2 separate regions of the Homo sapiens genome follow, and region 1 is linked to region 2. Evidence: read pairs that join two places in POLR2A ChIA-PET (ENCODE). Cell type or tissue: OCI-LY7. All regions are shown on one strand. Each heading gives the region's core, and the rest is flanking DNA. Links, peaks and the distances in the headings are about the cores only.

Region 1 (7,964 bases), core at 2,579-5,078, 85 kb before region 2:
CATGCTGAATTTTGGGTCATGAAAATCATCTGGACTGGGTGCGGTGGCTCACACCTATAATGCCAGCACTTTGGGAGGCCAAGGCAGGACAATGACTTGAGCCCAGGAGTTTGAGACCAGCCTGGGAAACACAGTAAGACCCTGTCTCTACAAAAAATTTTAAAATTAGCTAGGTGTGGTGGTCCACACCTATAGTCCCAGCTACTCAGGAAGCTGAGCTAGGAGGAGCTCTTGAACCCAGAAGCTTAAGGCTGCAGTGAGCGTTGGTCACACCACTGCACTCCAGCCTGAGCGACACAGTGAGGCTCTGCCCCTCACCAGAAAAAAAAACAAAAATCATCTGACCCTACGGTCTAGCTGAAAGGTAACAGGTGAAAGATAACAGGTCTGATGTGTAACTGGCTGCTTCCTTTTGAGTTTTCAAGTCCCCATTCTGGAAAATGAAAAATGTGGGTGAGGAGACAGGTCATAATTAAGAATGTGTTTATTTCACCACTTGGCTTTGTCATGCGGCCAAGTTGCCTGCTGTCCCTGAAATTAGCCTGCAGCGTTCAGGAACCTCTTTCTCATGAGTAGTGGAATGTGGTGGGCTCGGGGGTCAGAAATGACAAGTGTGTGGCCAGGTGTGGTGGCTCACATCTGTAATCCCAGTACTTTGGGAGGCGGGCCAGTCACTTGAGCCCAGGAGCTCAAGACCAGTCTGGGCGACAGGGCGAAACCTCATCTCCACAAAAAAATTAAAAAAATTAGTCAAGCGTGGGGGTGCACACATGTAGTCACAGCTACTTGGAAGGCTGAGGTGGGAGAATCACTTGAATCCGGGAGGTGGAGGCTGCAGTTAGCCATGATTGTGCCACTGCACTCCATCCTGGGTGACAGAGTCAGACCTTGTCTCAGAAAAAAAAAAAAGAAAACAAATTAAAAAAAAAAAAAAGGCCGGGCGCAGTGGCTCATGCCTATAATCCCAGCACCAGCTCTTTGGGAGGCTGAGGCAGGCAGATCACAAGGTCAGGAGTTTGAGACCAGCCTGGCCAACATAGTGAAACGCCATCTCTACCGAAAATACAAAAATTAGCTAGGCATGGTGGCGCAGGCCTGTAGTCCCAGCTACTCGGGAGGCTGAGGCAGGTAAATTGCTTGAACCCGGGAGGCGGAGGTTGCGGTGAGCGCCACGGCACTACAGCCTGGGCAACACAGCAGGACTTCGTCTCAAAAAAAAAAAAAAAAAAAAAAAAGACACAAAGAAACGATAAGCGTGTTGTGCCTGGCTCCACTCTGGGTCCAACTTTGACAAGTAACAAGCCCCCTGGCTTTGATGTTCCTTGAATATAAAATTGGAGTTAAATGAGGATTAAATGGGCCTGGCATCTCTGGCCCTTCCTTCCCATGTCCTGCGATTTGGGGTAACTTCTCTGGCTTCCTGGAGGGTCACTAAGGGTAAGGCGAGAGAGGACACCAGAGTCACCTCTGCCCCTTGTTACGGTCCTGACTCTGATGACAAGTTAAGGAAGAAGCCAGGAACAGACAGTCCTCGGAAGCTCTGGACACATCCGGGCAGATCTAAGAGAAAGTGCCCCAGCCCCACTCCCCGGCTACCACCTTTCATGTTTTTTTTTTTGTTTTTCTTTATCTGCATGCTTATTTTTTACCTACTTTAAAAATTCCATTCCCTTTAAAAACAAAAACAAAAAAAACCACATTTATTTTTAAAAATAAACTTTGGATCACCACCATAAATGGAGAATTATTAACACTTGCCCAAAATAGACGATCTTTAAAAACAATAAAACAGGAGCTCAAAACCCGGTCTCCTTGTTACAAAGAGAGGATAGTGGTTGATAGGTTGAGAAGGCAGGGTAGGACCCAACTGGGACTTTCTCAGGGACGTAATCATTAGGACCAAATGAGAAATGAAAAACAGGCAGGACGCGGTGCTCACCCCTGTAATCCCAGCATTTTGGGAGGCCAAGGTGGGTGGATCACCTGAGGTCAGGAGTTCAAGACCAGCCTGGCCAACATGGTGAAACCCTGTCTCTACTAAAAATACAAAAATTAGCTGGGCAAGGTAGCAAGTTTCTGTAATCCCAGCTACTCAGGAGGCTGAGGCAGGAAAACTGCTTGAACCCAGGAGGCAGAGGTTGTAGTGAGCCGAGATCGCACCACTGCACTCCAGCCTTGGTGACAGAGTGAGACTCCATCTCAAAAAAATAAAAATTAAAAAAAGAAATGAAACAAACATTCCTCTGTCATTTAATGCGTCTGTGCACAACCGGACACCATCTCATGCACAACTGAACCCCACGTTGCAGGAAGCCCTGATTTAAAGCATCCAGCTCACCTCTAGCGAATGAGACCCCCCTGAGCTGCTCAGGCAGTCAATAGAGCAGAGACTACAAGTACTAACCCTGGAGTTGGCCAGGGTTCAAATCCCAGTTCTGCCGCTGACCAGGGGTGACCGTGAGTAAGTCACTTAGCCTCTCTGGCCTCAGTTTCTGGTGCTGCAAATAGTATCTTCACAGGTGTGTTGTGATGGACAGGTGAGTTAACATAGACAAGGCACTTTGCACAGTGCCCAGTGCACAGTGGGCGCTCTATAAACTCCAGCCACTGTCATCACTTAAGGAGCGAATCTCACCTGCCCTGTCTGCGCCTTGTCAGCCTCCATCAGCTTCCAGGTCTCCTCCTTCTTGGCCTCAGCTTTCTGCAGTTCTGCGGTGCTGTTGTGGTGCCTGCTGATGTCCCCACTATAGGAGGAGGAGCTGCTGAGCTGTCTGGAGAAGCAAAGCACAAGGGTGTCAACCGTACAGATGCCTTGGGCAGGGTCGGAGGGCTCCCTGCTGGGACTGCTATTGTGGGTCTGAACCATGGCATAAGAGACGGAGTGTTTCCACATGCACACATGTAAACATATATATGAATATATGCACCACACCCCACCATGTCACTCTCCAGGTTTATAGGTACCCAGAGAAAGGCAGTGTCTCAGGCAGGAATGAGACCCATGGGAAACGCAATCTGTGATGATCTCTGGGGGCCTGCAAAAAGCCCATGACAACTGGTATATAAAAAGTGCGTGCTTTTTTTTTTTTTTTCTGAGATCAATTAGAATTCATCTCAAAAAAAAAAAAGCCAATAAAAGATATAACAGAAAGGGCACATCGTAGATCATTTTTCAAACATGAAAAAGATTCAAAATGTAACATATGATGAAAAACATAGGGCAAAGTACCCAGCTAGTTCGATTTTCTTGTTTTACAAATGTGGTGGGCACTGGGGTGGGATCTTGCCTGACTGCTCCTTCATGCAAGCGTGTTACTCAGAAAGCATTATTTGGCCAGGTGCAGTGGCTCACACCTGTAATCCCAGCACTTTGGGAGGCCGAGGTGGGCGGATCACTTGAGGCCAGGAGTTCAAGACTAGCCTGGCCAACACGGTGAAACCCCGTCTCTACTAAAAATACAAAAATTAGCCAGGCGTGGTACCGTGCACCTGCAGTCCCAACTACTTGGGAGGTTGAGGCAGGAGAATCGCTTGAATCCCAGAGGCAGAAATTGCAGTGAGCCGTGATTGCACCACTGCACTCCAGCCTCAGCGACTGAGTAAGACCCTGTCTCAAAAAAAAAAAAAAAAGCACTTTTCGCACATCAGTGGTCATGAGCTTTATGCAGACCCCCAGAGATGATCACAGATTGCGTCGCCCACAGTTTTCCGTTCAGTGGCTGACATCGCGCCACTGCACACTGCACTCCAGCCTGGGCGACAGAGGGAGACTCATGTCAAAAAAAAAAAAAAAAGAAAAGAAAAGAAAAGAAATTATGGAGACCATGCAAAACACAGCTGCGGCTCACTGCCGTGGAAATTTCTATACTTTCCTCTACCCACTTATCTCCTGCACAAGATTATAAGCTAACTGAGGTCAAGAGCCCCATATGAGTCATCCCTGCACCCCCAGAACTGTGTCCCCTGAAAACACTTCCTGAAGGCCGAATAAACCTCCACCACCTCCCCTCTTTGAATTAGCGCCTGGGATTGGGTAAACTTTCCTTACCCATGAGATCTGTGCAAAGGTCTTTAGTTAAGGCCTAGTGAGGTGGAAGTGGCCCTCAAATCTGAAAGCAAGAGTGAGTTTTCAGGGAGTGGCAGAGGGAGCAACTGGAACCAACTCTGGATGGAATCTAGAATTCAAATGGGGAGCTGGGGCTTCCTGCTTCATGACCTAGGACTTCACACATCCACACACCTCGACAGAAAATCTTACATCCTTCTACACTCATGCACTGTCTGGAGTCTCCCACTAGAATTTAGGCTGTGTAAGATTGAGAAGTGACAGCGTGCTGGCAGCCCTCGCAGCCCTCGCTCGCTCTCTGTGCCTCCTCGGCCTTGGCACCCACTCTGGCAGCGCTTGAGGAGCCCTTCAGCCCGCCGCTGCACTGTGGGAGCCCCTTTCTGGGCTGGCCAAGGCTGGAGCCGGCTCCCTCAGCTTGCGGGGAGGTGTGGAGGGAGAGGAACGGGAGGGAACCGGAGCTGCACAGGGCGCTTGCGGGCCAGCGCTAGTTCTGGGTGGGCGTCGGCTCGGTGGACCCCGCACTCAGAGCTGCCGGGCAGCCCCGCCAGCCCGGGTAGTGAGGGGCTTAGCACCTGGGCCAGCAGCTGCTGCACTTGATTTCTCACCGGGCTTTAGCTGCCTCCCCGCGGGGCAGGGCTCGGGACCTGCAGCCTGCCATGCCTGAGCCTCCCCACCTCCCCGCTATGGGCTCCTGCGCGGCCCGAGCCTCCCGGACGAGTGCCGCCCCTGCTCCATGGCGCCCAGTCCCTTCCACCGCCCAAGGGCTGAGGAGTGAGGGCGCACGGCACGGGACTGGCAGGCAGCTCCACCTGCAGCCCCAGTGTGGCATCCACCTGGTGAAGCCAGCTGGGCTCCTGAGTCTGGTGCTGACTTGGAGGCCCTTTATGTCTAGCTAAGGGATTGTAAATACACCAATCAGCACTCTGTATCTAGCTCAAGGTTTGTAAACACACCAATCAGCACCCTGTGTCTAGCTCAGGGTTTGTGAATGCACCAATCAACACTCTATATCTAGCTAATCTAGTGGGGATGTGGGGAACTTACGTATCTAGCTCAGGGGTTGTAAACACACCAATCAGCACCCTGTCAAAACGGACCAATCAACACTCTGTAAAAACAGACCAATCGGCTCTCTGTAAAATGGACCAATCAGCAGGATGTGGGTAGGGCCAGATAAGAGAATAAAAGCTGGCTGCCAGAGCCAGCAGTGGCCACCTACTGGGGTACCCTTCCAAACTGTGGAAGCTTTATTGTTTCACTCTTTGCGATAAATCTTTCTGCTGCTCAGTGTTTGGGTCCACATTGCCTTTGTGAGCTGTAACACTCACCATCAAGGTCTACAGCTTCACTCCTGAAGCCAGCCAGAGCACAAACCCAGCGGGAGGAACGAACGACTCCAGACACGCCACCTTAAGAGCTGTAACACTTACCGCGAAGGTCTGCAGCTTCACTCCTGAGGCCAGCGAGACCACGAACCCACCAGAAGGAAGAAACTCCGAACACATCCGAACAGCAGAAGGAACAAACCCCAGACGTGCCACCTTTAAGAACTGTAACACTCACCGTGAGGGTCTGCGGCTTCATTCTTGAAGTCAGTGAGACCAAGACCCACCAATTCCGGACCATAACCATGTCCGGATGATAACCATGGCAAAAGCGACATCTACGAAGTGTTTGTCTGTTCCAGGCACCGTGCTATGCCGCATGGTCTTTGCTCTCTCCTGACCCCTGTAGCAACTGCAGGTCCGGGATCCTTTCTCAGATCTCCGCGGTCTGATACGTTTAGGCTCCGACTTTGTCAATTTTTGTTGTTGTTTTACTGTTTTCTGCTGCTGCTGCTGTTTTGTTTTGTTTTTGTTTTTTGAGATGGAGTCTCGCTCTGTCACCCAGGCTGGAGTGCCATGGCGCAATCTCGGCTCACTGCAACCTCCACCTCCTGGGTTCAAGCGATTCTCGTGCCTCAGCCTCCCGAGTAGCTGGGACTACAGGCGCCTGCCACCATGCCTGGCTAATTTTTGTATCTTTAGTAGAGACAGGGTTTCATCATGTTGGCCAGGCTGGTCTTCAACTCCTGTCCTCAGGTGATCCGCCCGCCTCAGCCTCCCGAAGTGCTGGGATTATAGGCATGAGCCACCCTGCCTGGCCGACTTAGCCAGTTTTTTAAAAGCTAGGATGGTTAATATACTGCATACGCTATAAATCCCCAGGGATCTAAGGAAGCCCTCTATAATCAAACACGAGCATACTTCCTTTTTTGTAGAGATGAGGTCTTGCTATGTTACCCACTGTGGTCTCAAACTCCTGGCCTCAAGCGATCCTCCTGCCTCAACCTCCCAAAGTGCTGAGATTACAAGCAGGAGCCACCACACCTGGCCTTGAGACAGTTTTAAATCAAATGCTGCTTCACAAAGCCTGAACCTTCCAGGCCCCGCCAAGAGACCTGAGCAAAGACCCACACCATGTAGGGAGCCCGAGTGTCAGAAGCGTGGACAGCTGGTTAAATCATGAGGCCTGTGTGAGTTGTGCCACCTGGCAAAAAGAGTGCCACATTCCTTCTTTGGGCCTCTGTACTCTGAAAAGCAAGGTCCTTGGAGGATTTGGGAGGGAAGGTAAAAGCCCAGGCCTTCCAGGACCTCAGGGGGCTGAGGCCTTTTTTTGTTCCTCCTCTTGTCCTCCCACTGGCAGGGCAGGGTCCTTAGGTTGGGGCCTTCCTCCCCGCCCTTACCTCTGCAGTTGCTTCCCTGCACTGTCCGTCACCAGCATGCCATTCTCCATTTGCTTTGCTTCCTTCCCTGGACCGCTGACGCCCGTGACCCCTGGCAGAAGAGAGACAAAGGGGGCAAGTGGGGTTATATGAGGCAGATGCTAAAACCAAGGGCAACAAAAACCGGCCACTTCAGTGAGGAGACCACAGAGCACCTGGCCGCCAGGATGATCAGAAAGTAGGAGACCTGCTCTGCAGAGGCCATGAACAGGCTGTCTGGTTGTGGGGCAGGTGGTATCTGGAGCTCAGTCCCTTGGGGTAGGGACAGTGCTTTGCAACTGTGCAGAAGGCTCCATCCACTGAGGGCACTGGGCCTGAGCCAGCATCCTGTGCCAGCAGCAATGGGTAAAACCCAGCCCAGAAAACAGTAGCCCTGCTATGTTAAGCTCACTTCCTAGGACCAGGATGCAAGGAAACGCATGAGGGAAAGGGCATAGCCCCGTGATTCCCAAGCATTGAAAGAAGAAGTGATATTCAAAATAGATAACCAATTTGACAAGGCCATCAGCCAACAGGCAGAGGCCCGGAGACCCCTGTAGTGCCAGGAGTTAACCCTTCAGTTCCTAGACCACAGAGAGGTCCCAAGAGTTCAGGGTAAAAGGTACCTGGGGCAGTGGCTGTTTCCACAGTAATAAAGTATTTCAACATTTGAACTGGGGAACCAAGTTCTGCCAACAACCAGGTGAGCTTCAAAGTGGACCCTTCCCTGATTGAGTCTTCAGATGAGACCCCAGCCCTGGCAGATGCCTTGGTTGCAGAATTAGGAAGGACACTGATAAGGACACCAAGGGACACAGCAGCTGGATATCTGCCCTGATCCCAGGAAGAATCCACCCAGCATCAACAATAATCACCGGAACATCAACAATGACAATGACAGCCAACATTTATCAAGTGCACTTGGGCACCGTGTGTCGTGTCAACACAGATCATATCTCTTTCCCGGTTCACAATAACTCAGTGATGATGATGACTACTGCCCCCACTCCGCACTGACTGCCTCATTCTTTGGTGCCAGGAGAGAAAGCAGCACAATGTAAGGCACCACAGGGCTGACCCCAGAGAAGGTGGGAGAGGACCCAGGACAGAAGATACAAAAGGGATAAATACGCAGCCAGCAGCATGGTCAGGGTG
Region 2 (7,964 bases), core at 3,652-6,151:
CACTAGGTACAAAAGACAGAGCCACCTCCAGGGGGTTTCCCAGCCTCAGACACTGAAATACAGTAACTCCTGTCCCAGATAGCATGAAAGCAGCTTGTGAACTGGTCCCTCTTTCATTTGAAATGAAAACAATTCAGAGAAGTCCTGGCTGAAGGCAGAGGGAGGAAAAGCCTGATTCATCCAAACAGAGTGATGTGTTCTTTGGCATCCACCATATTGACATCTACGTTTGGTACCAGATGAGCTGGCCAGAAACCCTGTGGTTTGAACCAATTAGGTACGGCAGCCCCAGGCACTGATTCTTGGAGCGCAGGGTAGTTTAAGGACCTTGTCTGGGTCTTTCAGCATGTTGACCTGTTTGTCAGAAACACTCTCAGCTTTTAGTTCTAACGGGTTTTCTGCTGGTTACCTCCGCTCTGCACTGCCAAAGTGCCCCCCACAACCCCTGCACCCAGCAGGAGGCAATGCGTGCAGCAGCAATAATGTTTAGAGCAGTGATCCTCAAACGCAGCTCTGTCACCAGCATCGGTGGCACCTGGGAACTTGTTGGGAACCGCAGATGCTCGGGCCCCACCCAGACCTACTGCATCAGAAACTGTGTGGGTGGGGACCAGCAATCTGTGTTTCAAGCGTGAGAACCCAGTGGGAGGGTTCCTGACACATCACCACTCTGACCCTCAGTGTCTTCATCTGTCAAGTGGGGAGACTGATCATCCTGCCCTACTGTGAGGACTAAATAAATAATACAGTGCACCCAGCTGTTATCCTTATTATTAGACGGAGCCTAAATGTCCAGCAGTAAGAGATTTGCCAGTATAACGTAAACACTGGTGATTTGTTTGCCCTGTTGCTTACCAACTGTGCAAAATGCCTCCCTGCCCAGGACCTCCGTTTCCTCTACTGGAGCACACCCCAGAATCTTTGCCCATGCCCTTTGCCCATCAACTTGTCTGTTTTCTTTGTTTTTTTGTTTCAAGAGATGGGGTCTCACTATGTTGACCAGATTGGTCTCAAGAAATCTTCCCCCCTAAGCCTCCCAAAATGCCAAGACTACAGGTGTGAGCCACGCACCTGGCCCTTTTTCTGGTTTTTGATGCTGTAGTGGGCACAGGGGAATATCCTGGCTCAGCCTCCCTCTCTACCTGCCTGGGTGCCTGCAAAGGCTTTTTAAGTGCCACCGACCTCACCCCCATGTCCAATGTATCCTCTTCCTTTGAGCCTGAGGATCTTCCACAACCTGTCCAACCTGAGTGTGTCATTCCACTGGTGAAAAACCTTTCCTCAGCTCCCACCACAGTAGGGTTAAAATTCCAAGTCCTGGCTGGATGTGGTGGTTCACCCATCCCTGTAATCCTAGCATTTTGGGAGGCCAAGGCAGGGCATCACTTGAGCTCAGGAGTTCAAGACCAGCCTGAGTAACATACAGAAACCCCATCTCTACCAAAAACAGAAAAAGTTACTTGGGCGTGGTGGCACGCAACTATGGTCCCAGCTACTTGCGAGGCTGAGGTGGGAGGATCGCTTGAGCCCCGGAGGTGGAGGGCACGGTGAGCTGAGATGGCACCACCGCACTCCAACCTTGGTGACAGAGTGAAACTCCATCTCAAAACAAACAAACAAACAAAAAATTCCAAGTCCTTATTGTGACACATAATTGCACCCTTGATCTCTGATGCTGACTCTTGCCTCTCTTTTCGCTTACATCCTAGCCCTTCCAATCTAGCCAAGCAGAATTCTTTTTTTCTTTCTTTCTTTTGAGACAGAGTCTTGCTCTGTCGCCCAGACTGGAGTACAGTGGCGCGATCTCGGCGCACTGCAACCTCCGCCTCCCGGGTTCAAGCAATTCTCCTGCCTGAGCCTCCCGAGTAGCTGGGATTACAGGCATGCACCACCACACCCAGCTAATTTTTTTATGATCAGTAGAGACGGGGTTTTACCACGTTGGCCAGGCTGGTCTTGAGCTCCTAGTCTCAGGTGATCTGCCTGCCTCGGCCTCCCAAAGTGCTGGGATTACAGGCATGAGCCACTGCACCCAGCCTAGCCAAGCCGAATTCCAAGTGATTCCCAACACCCACAAGCTCCCTCAACTGGACCTTTGCACATGCCAGTTGCTCTACCAGGAGCACCCTCCCACCCCACCACCTCCAAACATATTCACCTGGCCAGAGCCTCGCATTCCTTAGACTTGAGCATCCCCTCTCCTCCCTGGATGCTAGCCCTGGAGCCCCAGGCTGAGTCAGGGACCACTCTCCCAGCCCCCACAACTCCCAGCACTTCCCTCCCTCAGAGCCCCCACTGTCCATCCTGCAGTTGTTGGTTCAACTGCCTGCCACCCACCTTCCATCTCTCCTCCAGGGCAGTGGTCAAGGTCTGTTTCTTTCTAGCTCAGCCCCTGGCACAACACCTGATTATTAAATGACTGAAAGCATGACGGAGAAATGGAAAGAAAATGGAGTTTCAACGCTTTAATCAACGGTCCAAGATCAGGCCTTGGTGGGTGGGGACAGAGACTGATCATGAAGGGGCACGAGGGAACTTCCTGGCGTCCTTGCAGTGTTCTATATCTTGACAGGGGTTTAAAGTATTCCTTTACCAAGATTCATCAAATGCTAACTTGAGATCAGCAATTTCACTGTATGTAAATTTTAAGCAAAAAACTCAGAAGTGTAAACAGATCTTAAACTCTAGCTAATGATTTACTTGGAAGTGGGTGCATGAAAGAATACTAATATATTTCGAAGGAAGTTTCAGATATCAAAAAAACTAGGTTCAGTGGCTCAGGCCTGTAATCCCAGTATTTTGGGAGGCTGAGGTGGGAGGATGGCTTGAGGCCAGGAGTTCAAGACCAGACTGGGCAACATAAGGAGCCCTCACGCCTACAAAAAATTTAAAAATTAGCCAAACACAGTAGTGTGCACCTGTAGGGCCCAAGCTACCTGGGAGGCAGAAGCGGGAAGATCATTGGAGCCCAGGAGTTGGAGGCTGCAGTGAGCTATGATCACACCACTGCACTCTAGTCTGCGAGACAGAGTGAGACCCTATCTCAAAAACAAAAAACAAAACAAAAGTAGCCGGTTGGCTGGCTGATTAGCTATCTGGTTAGACAGACAGATATGTGACAAAGCAAGTTTAGCAAAATGTTAACTGTGGCTCTAGGTACCAACTATATGACTGCTCACAGTAGAATTCTTTCGACTTTTCTGTAGGTTTAAGAATGTTCATAGTAAAATGCTGGGGGGAAAATATTACATATTATACAGACAGGACTAAAAATACCTCTTACTGCAAACGAGCTGAGTAGCTTTCACTGAATGTTCCAAACCAGTGATTTGCAACCCTGAACCACCTGGAGATCTTGTTAAAATGAGTTTGACTTGGTAGGTCTGGGATGAGGCCTGAGACCCAGCATTTCTAGCAAGCTTCCGGGGGATGTCGAGCATTCCAACTGGTCCAAGGACCTCTGCTTTCAGCTGGGACCTAATAAATGATCTCCTTTGGCCTTGATCCCCTTATCTACAAGACCCTCCTCCCCCAAACCTAAACCACAGACTCAGTGCCAATGAGAAAAAAGGCAGGAGACTGGGGACCGGCCGGAGCTCTGGCAGTCTTGGTCAGCCCTGCCCAGGCTCCCAAAAGCCTCGGCAGCCCCAGAGCCAGAAGGACAGATGGGAGGAGCCCCACCAAGCAGCCAGGGCTGGAATAGACATCTGAGTCATGGAGTGGGAGCAGGGCCAGCTGGGGAGGATTGGCCGACTCAGTGACTCAGCACGAAGTGGCCTGGAGGAGCCAGCCCTGCCAGCTCCCACCCACGCCCTGCCTGACCTGACCCCAGCCGCCCCAGGCCTTGGCTGATCACTCTGAGGACAGGCGACAGGTGATGGATGGCCTGCTGCTGCTCTGAGGATGGGAGAGCAGCAAGCCTGGACTCTCCCCATCTTCCTGGCTCCACTGTGATTCAATCCCTGAGAGTGATGGGAAAACAAGCAAACAGGTTGTCCCGTTGTCCTCCTCCCCAGATCACAGGGCTCAGGTCTGGGACAGAGAGAGGAGGTGAAGCCAACAACAAATCGAGTTGCAACCCGTTTTCAAGAAGGGGCTGCTGACGTCCCCAAAGGAAGAGCACCGAGCCCAAAGCCACAAGTCTAGCTGATTCTCACAGGACCTGGTTCCTACCCTTCCTTGCCCCCATCTCAATTGCTAGGCTACGTTGCTAGGTAGTTATGTGGTTATTTTGTTTGTTTGTTTGTTCATTTGTTCGTTGTTTGTTTGAGACAGGGTCTCAGTCTGTTGCCCAGACTGGAGCGATCTCAGCTCACTGCAACCTCCGCCTCCCGGGCACAAGCAATTCTCCTGCCTCTGCCTCCTAAATAGCAGGGATCACAGGTGCTCAACACCATGCCCAGCTAATTTTTGTATTTTTAGTAGAGATGGGATTTCACCATGTTGGTCAGGCTGGTCTCAAACTCCTGATCTCAGGTGATCTACCTGCCTCGGCCTCCCAAAGTGCTGGGTTTATAGGTGTAAGCCACCACACCTGGCCTTGAACAAGATTTTTAAAAGCACTTAGCATCACTGAATTGCATACTTAAAATGGTTAAAATGGCAAATCTTAGGTTACATATATTTAACCCCCCAAAATGCAACATTAAAAAAAAAAATAAGGCTCTTGACACCATGCCAAGCCTTCAGAACATCTGTGCATACATCAGTCCCCTTCCTCTTTCTTGCTGGTAATACTTGAACAGGATGAAGGCAGAGAAGCAGCTTAATCTGATGTCCTGTGAGGCCTCATGCACACTTCACCCTTATGCAAGACATAATATACGTGCCACATGTACTGAGCACCTCCCCATATAACACAACAATAAATTACCACTACAGGCCCACCGTGTGCCTGGCTGTGTCTTAGGCACTGAGGTTACAAGGTGGATACTGCCACGTGAAGCCTCTAGCCTAACACAAAGCCATTATTTAGCCAAGACCCTCCCATTCAGCAGTTACAACCAAGCGAAGTGACATGATTGTGCACAACAGCCAGTCGTGAGTTCGAATCTCTGCTCTACTACTCAGGTCGAGCAAGGCACTTATGTCTGCGATTGTTTGTCTGTAAAATGAGAAAAATAGTACCAAGTTCACCAGGACTGCTGTGAGAGTCAAGTGAGACATGCATATAAAGAACTTAGCATAGTGCTAGCCAGTACACCGCAAGCATCTAATAAATGTCGATTCCCGTCCTTGCCTTGCATAGGAAGAAAGAATGCCTGCAAATGGAAAGGGGACAAAAAAGGAAGCTAAAAAGTCATCAGAGCTAAAGAAATGCTTAGACCAGGGGTGGACAAACTTCTTCTGTAAAGGGTCAGATGGTAGGTATCTTAGACTTTGTGGGTGCTACAGTCTCTGTAGCAACTACACAACTCCACTGCTGCAGCTCCAGACACCTGTAGACACTATGTGATGAACGCGAGTGGCTGTGTTCCAATAAAACTTTATTTACAAAAACAGGCAGCAGGCCAGATTCGGCCCATGGGCTACTGGCTAACTCCTGGTCTAAACTCTAATCTGCAAAAAGGTAAATGGCAACCCCATGGGGTTCCTGAACAGGAACCCAGAGGGAAGTTCAGGCTTCCTGGACAGAGAGTGTCAGCCAATCAAAGTGTTCTCTCCTGGACAGGTGCACAAATGTCAGAAATGCAGCAGCCTGCACACCCACATTTGACACCCTGCTGGATCTCACTGCACAAGAGGCAGACCACAGCCGGGCACGGTGGCTCAAGCCTGTAATCCCAGCACTTTGGGAGGCCAAAGTGGGCGGATCACTTGAAGTCAGGAGATCGAGACCATCCTGGCCAACACGGTGAAACCCCATCTCTACTAAAAATACAAAAACTAGCCAGGCATGGTGGTGTGCGCCTGTAGTCCCAGTTACTCAGGAGGCTGAGGCAGGAGAATTGCTTGAACCTGGGAGGCAGAGGCTGCAGAGCCAAGATCATGCCACTGCACTACAGCCTTGGCGACAGAGCGAGACTGCAAAGAGACAAACCACAGTGTCTTCCACCATCTTGGAAGACCAGCAGTGACACAGGAGGAGCCGAGCTGGGGGAGATGACACAGAAACAGAAAACAATGACTGGGGAGAAGAGTCAGGGTGTCCCAGCCCCACAACAGTGTAGCCTTTTAGCCGCCAGAGCTGAGAGCTTCATGTCACCCAGGGTGGCAGAGCAAATCCCAGGCCCAGGCTGCCAGGAATGCAGAAAGCACAAAAAAAGGTCCAAGTCAGATCTGTGAGTCACCCTGGTACACACACGCCCAGGGGAGAAGTGAAAGGGAATTTATCCAGATTCCCAAGGGAGATCAGAAATTAAGAAAGTCCCTCCTTCAAAAAGCTTCCAGAACCATCCATGGCAAGAGAGCTCTTCCCAGGCTCCCAGAGGAAGCTTGATGGGTTGGGTGATCCCCACGCCAGCCAGGCAGCCCCAACCAGACTCTGTTTACCCTGAGCAATCCAAGGTCTGCAGCCACCCAGTTGAGGTGTGACTTGTTTTGTATAAATCCCAGTTCTAAAGAATGGCTCGGCCAGACACGGTGGCTCACACCTGTAATCCCAACATTTTGGGAGGCCGAGGCGGGTGGATCACTTGAGGTCAGGAGTTCGAGACCAGCCGGGCCAAGATGGTGAAGCCCCATCTCTACTAAAAATGCAAAAATTAGTCGAGCATGGTGATGGGCGCCTGTAATCCCAGCTACTCAGGAGGCTGAAGCAGAAGAATCGCTTGAACCCAGGAGGCGGGGTTGCAGTGGGCCGAGATCATGCCACTGCACTCTAGCCTGGGCAACAAGAGCAAGAATCCGTCTAAAAACAAAACAAAACAACAGAAAAAAACAACAAACAAAAGACAAAAAAGAATAGCCCAACATTTGACAAACAGGGACACTCGGCTGCCACACACTTACACACACTGATACACAATACATATAACAGCCACTGACTCATGAGCCCCTCTCTTCTGTGTCAGGCACCAGCCAGGGATCCAAAATGGGGTGACCCCTGGGCTCAAGCGATCCTCTAGCCTTGGCCTTTCAAAGTGCTGGGATTACAGGCATGAGTCACCATTGCCTTTGTGAACTTTATACATATGCAAGCACACACAACACAAAGACACACACACACACAAACACACACATACATGAACATAAACACACTCACAAGCACACATTCACATATAAGCACATACACGCATATACATGCCTATGACTACCGAGACACACAAGCAGGCACATGCACACGTACACACAGATGCACAGGAATACATACACAGATGTGTGCACTTGCTCATTTCTCCAACCCAGCTCCTCTTTGGGCAAGGAAATACCAACACGGGACTCCTCAGAACATACACTGGGACATGCATTTCTTTTTTCTTTTTTTGAGACAGAGTCTCATTCTGTCACCCAGGTTGGAGCGCAGTGGTGTGATCTCTGCTCACTGCAACCTCCGCCTCCCAGGGTCAAGAGATTCTCCTGCCTCAGCCTCCCGACTAGCTGGGATTACAAGCATGCACCACCATGCCTGGCTAATTTTTGTATTTTTAGCAGAGATGGCATTTCACCATGTTGGCTGGGCTGGTCTCGAACTCCTGAACTCAACTGATCTGCCTGCCTCAGCTTCCCAAAGTGCTGCGATTACAGGTGTGAGCCACCACACCTGGCCTGAGACATAGGTTTCTAAAATCTCTTAGTTATCATCAACCTCCTCCTCCATACTGATGCCCACCAAGCCCTTTCGTCACCCACAAGGTGAGCCTCTGCCCCTCACAGAGGTTTAGGCCAAACCCAACAGAACCACAGAGGTGAAAAGTTCTCCCACTGCAATCCGCCCATTACCAGCTGACTAGCCATGAATCAGCATCAAATAGGTGCTCCAAGGCCTCCCTGCCCCATACTCACAATAAAACCCAAACAGCTCA

Evidence for each region. Peaks named below come from ENCODE experiments on the same cell type or tissue, not always from the same donor. Only the 100,000 strongest peaks of a DNase experiment are listed, where the experiment ranks them.
Region 1: POLR2A ChIA-PET joins it to region 2 with 5 read pairs; 5 of 35 experiments call an interaction of 5 or more read pairs at or near these places.

The regions. Positions count from the first base shown.
Region 1 is chr16:16,101,545-16,109,508 of GRCh38, reverse strand. It overlaps ABCC1 (ATP binding cassette subfamily C member 1 (ABCC1 blood group)), which reads right to left. Exons shown (of 31, transcript NM_004996.4): 20 at 6,792-6,882; 21 at 2,636-2,771. Among named protein-coding and RNA genes, the nearest start is that of ABCC6, 120 kb to the left of the region's middle. In OCI-LY7, for the core only: no CTCF peak of the experiment used is centred there; DNase peaks (open chromatin) are centred at 2,888, 3,668, 4,088 and 4,928; H3K4me3 peaks cover 1,860 bases; H3K27ac peaks cover 2,500 bases.
Region 2 is chr16:16,018,011-16,025,974 of GRCh38, reverse strand. All of the region lies in intron 5 of ABCC1 (ATP binding cassette subfamily C member 1 (ABCC1 blood group)), which reads right to left. Among named protein-coding and RNA genes, the nearest start is that of ABCC1, 72 kb to the right of the region's middle. RefSeq lists an enhancer at 3,609-3,903. In OCI-LY7, for the core only: no CTCF peak of the experiment used is centred there; a DNase peak (open chromatin) is centred at 4,744; H3K4me3 peaks cover 513 bases; H3K27ac peaks cover 1,917 bases.